Regions from separate parts of the Homo sapiens genome. Here region 2 is linked to region 1. Evidence: chromatin contacts called from ENCODE Hi-C or POLR2A ChIA-PET data. All regions are on one chromosome and are shown on one strand. Each heading gives the region's core, a stretch centred on a gene start or an enhancer-like site at or near the end of the contact. The rest is flanking DNA. Distances are from core to core; before and after follow the strand shown.

What was found. Hi-C counts contacts between places; a loop is a spot of excess contacts on that map. ChIA-PET counts read pairs that join two places held with the same protein, here RNA polymerase II (POLR2A). Pooled maps may share reads with other maps.
Region 2: a loop to region 1 is called in a pooled map, with 2.5 times the contacts of the local background. The contact joins two enhancer-like sites. A Hi-C loop is called at or near these places in 1 of 168 maps with a recorded cell type or tissue (Right ventricle myocardium inferior) and 8 of 50 pooled maps. POLR2A ChIA-PET finds 5 or more read pairs at or near these places in 2 of 52 experiments (OCI-LY7 and WTC11).

Annotation. Positions count from the first base shown.
Region 1 is chr3:38,519,832-38,523,933 of GRCh38, reverse strand. It overlaps EXOG (exo/endonuclease G), which reads right to left. Exons shown (of 6, transcript NM_005107.4): 6 at 1-33. Among named protein-coding and RNA genes, the nearest start is that of EXOG, 26 kb to the right of the region's middle. Within about 2 kb of position 2,355, at least 2 of the 41 ENCODE cell types and tissues checked have a DNase peak (open chromatin) inside an H3K27ac peak, as active enhancers do.
Region 2 is chr3:38,614,748-38,618,849 of GRCh38, reverse strand. All of the region lies in intron 5 of SCN5A (sodium voltage-gated channel alpha subunit 5), which reads left to right. Among named protein-coding and RNA genes, the nearest start is that of SCN5A, 33 kb to the left of the region's middle. RefSeq lists an enhancer at 3,390-3,890. Within about 2 kb of position 2,534, at least 3 of the 41 ENCODE cell types and tissues checked have a DNase peak (open chromatin) inside an H3K27ac peak, as active enhancers do.

The sequences.
Region 1 (4,102 bases), core at 1,106-3,605:
TGAGGGGACTGCCACGTTGTCCTCGCCAATCACCTAAAAACAAAGCAGCCATATTAGTGATGCCAATTTGTGCTAACAGTTCGCAAATTTTTTCTGAAAAATACTTATTTAATGCATTGCTGAAATGTACTTATAAGCCATCCCACTCTGTTCTAATGAATTTAAATTCAACTGCCAAAAATAATAAACTGACTCAGAGATTCACATACAAGAAGAGTATTTAACAGGTCAATTCTGATCACATTCTTTAAAATAATATAACCCCAGGTGAGGCACGGTGGCTCATACCTGTAATCCCAGCACTTTGGGACGCCAAGGCGGGCAGATCACTTGAGGTCAGGAGTTCAAGACCAGCCTGGCCAACATGGTGAAACCCCATCTCTACTAAAAAAAAATACAAAAATTAGCTGGGTGTGGTGGCAGGCGCCTGTAATCCCAGCTACTTGGGAGGCTGAAGCAGAAGAATTGCTTGAACCCAGGAGGCAGAGGGTGCAGTGAGCCGAGATTGCACCACTGCACTCCAGCCTGGCCGACAGAGCAAGACTCCACCTCAAAAAATAAAAATAAAATAATGCCAACCCAAAGATCAGGGGTCACAGTCTCTGTTCTGTTTGTAGGACAAAGGACAAAGGAATGCCATGAGTGAGTCCTGGTTTTTTAATAGACAAGAAAAGCTGTCATTTTCTCTTCATCTCATAATCAGAACTTCTGGTGCTCCAAACATTCAAAGGTCAAAACTGCAGGCTTGGGTACTCCCAGCTCTAGAAATAAAAACATGGCCTTAGTTTATGAAATTCACTAGGGAACTAAACAGATAGCCCTTAGAGAAGCAGCCAGGTGTCAAGTCAACATTACCATCTCCAGGATCACTTCAATTAGGGCTAATTTTTAAAATTAAATTACATAAATGTAAATGCTGTTTGCTCTGAGTTTTGCACATCCTTGGGCTTGTGATCAAAGAACTTCTAAATATGTTGTCATATCAAACATTTTGGAAAGGTATCCACACAATGAAGAAGCCAGAGCCAGGGTCAGGCCTAGAAAACATAAATTAGTTGTGTGGTTTGGCTGAAATTAATGAAATAACATTATTACTAAACCTTTTCAAATTTCCTTCCAATTGGCATCTGGGCCAGGTGTGGTGGCTCATGCCTGTAATCCCAGCACTTTGGGAGGCCAAGGCAGGCAGATCTCCTGAGGTTGGGAGTTTGAGACCAGCCTGACCAACATGGAGAAACCCCATCTCTACTAAAAATACAAAATTAGCTGGGCGTGGTGGCGCATGCCTGTAATCCCTGCTACTCGGGAGGCTGAGGCAAAAGAATCACTTGAACCCGGGAGGTGGAGGTTGCAGTTAGCCGAGATTGTGACACTACACTCCAGCCTGGGCAACAAGAGCGAAACTCCATCTCAAAACAAAACAAAACAAAACAAAAAGGCTTTTTTGAAAAAGAAAATACTCAACATCTATTTACTTAATGGTCCCCAATAACTGACATAATCCAACTAAAACATGCTCATTGGTATTACTGCCCCTCCCGGGCCCTTCCCTGGTAAGAGTCAGTTTTCTTTCCTGATCAGACAGCTCTGCCTGCAGCAAGATTCCTTCTTGTGAGCCCAAATAAGACAGAGACACGACAGCTACAAAGGAGGTTTCTTTTCTGCTTTTTTCAAGCTCCTACCTACATGGCACACAGCCTGGGAACTCCATGGCCATCTGCTGTCTGTCACACATGAAGGTCCCACTGCCAAGACCAATTGCAGAGCTTCAGGGAAGACCCGTGCACGGGAATGATTTCCATAACCAACTGTCTTCGAAGTTACTGAAAGTGGTTGGTCGGGGTGTGGTGTAAAGTCTATGAAACTATGTACTACAAACATAAAATCCCCATTTCACCCCAAAAATTCATTTATGCAGCTGGGAAGATAAACATACTCTTCAAAGCCAAAAATATACTGAGGGAGAACCCTATGGAAGTCCACAATTAACTCACAAATAACCAAAAGATGTTAATTCAACAATGCAACTCAGAGGTCCTGTGCCTGGCATTGCTGGAAATACAGAAAAGAATATGCTTTAAAGTATATGCAGCTGGTGCCTCCACTCAAGAAACTTACCACCTAGAGTGGGAACCAAGACCTTCAGCTTTCACTACAGGTAGAATGTGGTTAGGTACCAATACAAAGCCCAAATAACAGCACGAAGGGGATTCAGGGGAAGCTGGGGACCAGAACTGAGGGCACAGATGCAGCTGAGCCATAGTTTGCAAAGAGGGAGAAGGTGAAAGGGGCTTCAAGTATTCCAGGTGCTAGCTAGGAATCCAGCAGTTAAACAAAGTCTTTGCGCCACCTTGTGGACATTCCCCATCACTGCAGTACAGTTCAAGAACATTCACTTGATTTTCTCTCCTCATGGACTCCTTGTCTACAAACAAACGGCAATTTTCAAATATAATTAACATGCCCATTGCTGCCATGCAGAGCTAATCAGGCTCGTAAAATTCCAGCCAAAAGTAAAGACGTTGGACATTTTCAGTTCTACAGCTTTACTTTATGCAAATGTACCATTTCTATAGGTGTTTAAAAACTCTTACAATTGCTAAAGGACCTCGATTCTACTTTTGAGAAACCTCATGGAAACAGAAATTCCTATTAGGAATCACAGGTGTGATCCTTCTACCCATGACCTTCTCACACTATTTCAAGGGGGTAAAATACTATCCCTAGAACTAAGGAGAAAAATAAAAACTTAGCCACTCACTAATCTCTTTTCTGATTCAGTCTGCTTTGTTCTTAGGAAGCAAACATCTTTAATCTGTCTAATATAGGGACAGGTCCTAGTTGGGTATTCAGAAAAACACACCGTTTCTTCCTTGAATTTAAGACAATTTTTTAAAACAACATCAATCGTAAAATATTTTAGAGCTGTCTCTTTAAAGACAACTCAATCTACATAATAAATTTTTCCTACTTTTGGAAAAATTGGGAGACTTCCAGAAATGTTTCTAAACACTACTAGAGGTTTGGTGGACTGGAAGCCCAGAGACCTGGTCAAACCTGGCTTTGCCACTAAGCTGCAAGTCGCGTCCACCCATTTCTTGTTTCTTCATTTACAAAATACGTAACAGCCATCCCCGTGGGTGGATTGCTATTTTGTATTTTATAAATGCCTCTCTCATAGAATTGTTATGAAGATACAATGACATGTTAGTTAAAAATTTTTCAAAATCTACAAGATCTATGTAAAAAGCTATTTTGTAGTGGACATCATTCAAAAGATACAACGGCATTTGGTACAAAAGATGGTTTTACAGAGGGATGGGGGCGGGGGAAACGTATAATCAAGCAAGATTAGACTAGTTACAGGTCAGCAATGGGGTTTCAGGAGGAGAAAGCAACTTGGGCACAAATGATGTCTGTAACAAAGGACTCAAAGGCTTAACATAAACCAAGTCTAGTTAATCAGTGAGTCAGCAAACAACCCTTTTCATGTAAGATTTAGGTATAAAAATATTTTGCAAAGGAAACCCTTGCTGCTATTAAATTCCCAAGAAGCACTGAACTCTACTCAAGACTGTAGCAAAAATTGGAAGTCAACTGGGAGTTAACTAGAAAATACAATACATAAGCTGGCACTCATTCGCAACCTGAAGCTAGTTTTCTTATATACTGGCCTGAGCTTGTTTCCTTCCATCCAAGAGACAGAAATGACAATTTGCCACCACCACCTGTGCCACCCAGACCCAGAAGAGACCCAAAACAAACAATACCCATATTAAGCCTGCCATTTGTAAGGTCATACATACTGTAAATGTGCCTCCAATAAAATATTAAGCAGCATCAAGAGGAAAAAATATGTACCTGCTAGAATTAGATAGATATATTTGGTTACATTCCCCTGGTAAGACAAAAAAAGAAACTCCAAAAATAAAACTAGAGGGACAGATCAAGAGACCACGCCCTTAAAAAGTCATGCCGATCAAGTGAAAGAAAGAAACCATGGGAGTTTGATAAACAGGAAATCCGAACCTGAGGGGGGGAAGGAACATGAAAAGTGAGGGAGTCACAAAGTGTGGTAAAGTCAACAAGAATGTGGTCGCCC
Region 2 (4,102 bases), core at 1,285-3,784, 95 kb before region 1:
CAAAAGTCCAGTTTGGGATGTATGACATTTGAAAGCACCCAGGGTGAGATATTGAGTAGGCAACTGGATATTCCAGTCTAGGGTTCAAGAAAGAGCTCCAAGGTGGAAGTATAAATTTAGAAGCTATGGGGATACAGATGGTATTTAAAGCCAGGAGACCAGATGAGATCACCTAGGCATGAGTGTAGCCTGTAGCCTGAATGTACTGTGGGATGCCCCAACATCTCATCTGGAGGCCAAGAGAGAAGGCTGGAGGGCAGAGGCAAATCAGGAGAGAGCAGTGTCTGGGAAGGAATGTGATTCCGCTGGAAACCCGCCACCGGGAGGTTGGGGAAGGTGACGACTAAGAATGGACTATTGGATTTGACAGAGGGGGAAGGTCACTGGTGCCCTTGACAAGAGAGGTTCCAGTGGAGGAAAAGGACATGCACTTGGTTAAGGAGGGTTCAAGAGAGAGTGGGAAGAGAGGAGGTGTGGCAAGTACAGACATCTATTTTGCGGGGCTTGCTATAAAATGGGACTGAAAATGGTGTAGTGGTCAGTGCGGAATGTGGGTCAATCAAGGGAGGGCTTTTAAAGAAGGGGGGTGTCTTTGCAGGCTGGTGAAAATGATCCAGTAGAGAGAGAATGCTAGATGATGTAGATGAGCAAGGGGATTGCAGGAGCAAAGCCCGTGAGCTGGCCCAAGAGGGTGGGAATGCAGTGCCAAGGGGGAGCATCGACCTGAAGAGTGGGGAAGGCTGAATTTCAGGTGGAGATGGAGGTAGATTGATAAGAGTTGATAATGAAATGAAAGGAATTTCTCTTCTGATTGCTTCTATTTTCTCAGTGAAATAAGAAGCTTGATCATCAGCTGAGAACAGAGTGGGGAGGCACATCTGAGGTTTCAGAGAGAGGGAGAACTTTTCATGTCAGAGCCGAGGAGGTTGCACTGACTTGGGAATGGAGTAGGGTTGCCAGGCTGGGCCGTGGGGTGCCCTGTGGGTGGGAAGCAGTAATCCACAGCAGTGTCCTGAGGCTGGGTGTCACAGGAAGGAAGGTGGCTTCGGGCAGGAGAGGATACACCGTCTGCCTGAGCCTTTCCTAGCTCCCCAACCTGGAGCCTGGGCAAGACAGTATCACCACAGAGGCAGCCCCAGATCCCAGGAAAAGTCATTGCCCTGGGCCAAGCTTTGGCTCAGGCTGTGTCTCTGGGAGATGCTCTGAGCGACCTCAGACCCTTAACAAGTCCTCCTGCCCTGTCTCCTGGGAGAATCCTGGTTTCATTCCCAAACCGCTTCTTTCACTGGGAGTCACAAAGCAGGTGTGCCTTCCTCACCGAAACCTGCTTGCCTTTGCTGTGTGCCAGGGCCGAGGCTGACAAGGCAGAACTCGGCCTCAGAAGCTCAGACACTCTCCACGTTTCCAAGCATCTCACAGAAATGGCACATCCACTTCCCGTAGGGCTGTGTGACCCATTGGCACATCAGCTGTGGGCCCTTGGCTGGCCTGGCCTGGCAGCTTTGATTGACAGGGATTCTGGCTTTGAAATGCATTCTCTTAGAGATGCAATGGTTCAGTAACAAGGGACTCTAGGATGATCAAAGGAGATTTGAGTGAAGGGAAACATTCCATTCAGTGGAATCCTCCATCTGACCTCCATTACACAGATGGAGAAAGTGAGTCTCACAGAGAACCTAGCACTTGCCCAAAGTTATAGACTGAATCAGAAGCAATGCTGAGACTAAAACCAAGTCTCCCAACTCCTAACCATGGGATGGATGGGAGAGGCACCCCGAGTCTGATGTTTCTGCTGGGGTGATCCTCCACCCCACTGATTTAGAGGCTGTGGGAGGGTCTGGGGCAGGGTGCTGGGAAGCCTGCCAGGCTCAGCCAGAGCTCTTCCTGTGGCCCCACTCACAGAAGGGCATTACCTGCTAGTTAGCATAGCCTCCCACCTTCTGGGGTTGTTATGGAAACCAAACCTGGAGGGGAAGGGAGGAAGGGCAGAGAGGAGGGTGGCAATTCCTGCAGTCACTAACGGCGTGGGCTTCACCATCTCAAGATAAGGGAGGGGCAGGAAGAAGGCTTCCCTGCAGTGGGGCTGGTGATGGGATAGGATTCTCACCCACCACCCTTTGCTCTTTCTGCCCCTGTCTGCTGTCCAGCTGTCTGCCTCTGGCCAGCAGCTTAGCCATCACTGAAGGAGCAGACTGGCCTGGAGGAGGGTTTTGCCAGCCTGAGAGGGGCAAAGCTCTGACCCCTCACGTGACCCCACACTTGCCACCTCTGCAACTGGCCCTGTGTCATACCAAGCATTCCTCCAGCCCTGCCACACTCAGAGGACCCAAAAGAGGCCTCAGTGGGGATCTGGGTAGAATAAAAGAGGCAGTAGCACACCAAGTCACCAACATGGCCCCAGACATTCCACACCCTTACCCTGTAAGTCCTCTTTTAAGACTTCCTCTAACTCATGATTGCTCTCCCAGACAGACACACGGCCACCAGCTGCACTCCTATTTCCAGCCACTCAGCTGGCTTTGCAAGCCTGCCAGGAGCACAGATATGGTCCTCCCTTATTCTGTCACTAAGCTGTCCTTGTCACCTTGGGACACCAGCTGCCTAGAAGGCAGACAATGAATGGAGGCCAAGCACTGTCTGTGCTGGGGACACTGTGCTGGGGGCAGGTTCCACCCTGGGACAAGCAAAGACAGGCAGAATATAAGCTAGAGATAGGCAGAGTTTTCAATGGAGACACCAGGGGACAGACTGGGTCTGTAAGGGACAGGAGGGAAGCAAGGACTGTTGAAGCAAGGACGGTTGGTTCCCTCTCTAACCTGCACAGTATTCCACTCACTCCCTGTAACTAGAAGAGACAGCCGCGAAACCAGTATCCTAGGCAAGGGGAGCTGCTGTCCTTAGCCACACCCGGTAGAACAGCAGCCAGAAAAGGGGCCCAGAGCCTCCAGCAGGCCAAAGCCATGTTTCCATGGGATGGCAAGGTCAGCAATATCCCAGGCTCAGCCAGAAAGTCCTGTGGCAGCACCATGTCTGGAGAGAGACCGAGAGAAGAATGTTGGACAGAGCCCTGAGAGTCTGAGCCGTCGTGGAGAATGGAATAGCTCTCAGAAGTTGAGAGGGAACTTGGATCAAATTAACAGGTGTATATGAGCCAGAACAAGCACAGTGACCTCTGCTCCCCAGCAGATGATGGGACTGCATCTGACTGCCACGCTGGAGAAAGATGTACATGCTGAAGTGAATACAGGAGACGAAATGGAAGCCACACCACAGAAAGGGTCTGGTGTCATCAGAGGAAAGCAAGCTCTGGCAGTGTGTCTGCTGACGTCCCATCTGTGTAGGGCTTTGCGAGTAAGGAGAGATCAGCATGGTGCATAGGGCCATGTGAAGATGGAGGGGCTCCTCCAGTGGACATAGAGAAAGCTGGTGTCAGCCCAGTGTCAATTAGAGCCAGACCTGTGGACCCCAGGGCATTAAGCCCCTTGACTCAGCTGGCCAAGTTCTTTCCTGTAGATATTCAAAGCCTGAAGGGGAATTGGGAAGCTGGGAGCAGACTGGAAGGGCCTGGAGGTCCAGACCGCCCAGCAGAGTGAGTCTGGCAACAGTGCCAGCCCACCCTTGCACTCACCCAGAGCCACAGGGCTGACGTCCTCTGTCTGACATCACTCAGACACCTACGTCAGACCCACTTGGTTAAACATCAGACATCCCAAGTCCAATGTCCTTTGTTAAATACCAGACACCTTCGGTTAAATGTCACACACCCTGGATGCAAAGCCTTTGATTAAATGTCACAAGTCACTTGCCACTGTCCTGATGGCCTTGGTCACACACTGTCTGTGGTCCTCGTGGTCATGTGGCCCATATACTGCATGTCCTCATGCTCTGCTTGGTCCCTGCCCCCCAGAGACCACCTTCTTACTCCTGTCCCTGTGGAGGCCACAGATGGGCAACTGCCCAAGTTCCAGGAGGGGGCCCACAGCCACTTGCCCTGCTGATCCTCACTCGGACCCAAGCAGGACAGACCCCAGGAAGGGCATCTTGCTTCTGGAGGCCACTCCTCCGGTGGAGACCCAGGGCCATCCCTGGAAGATACCAAGGG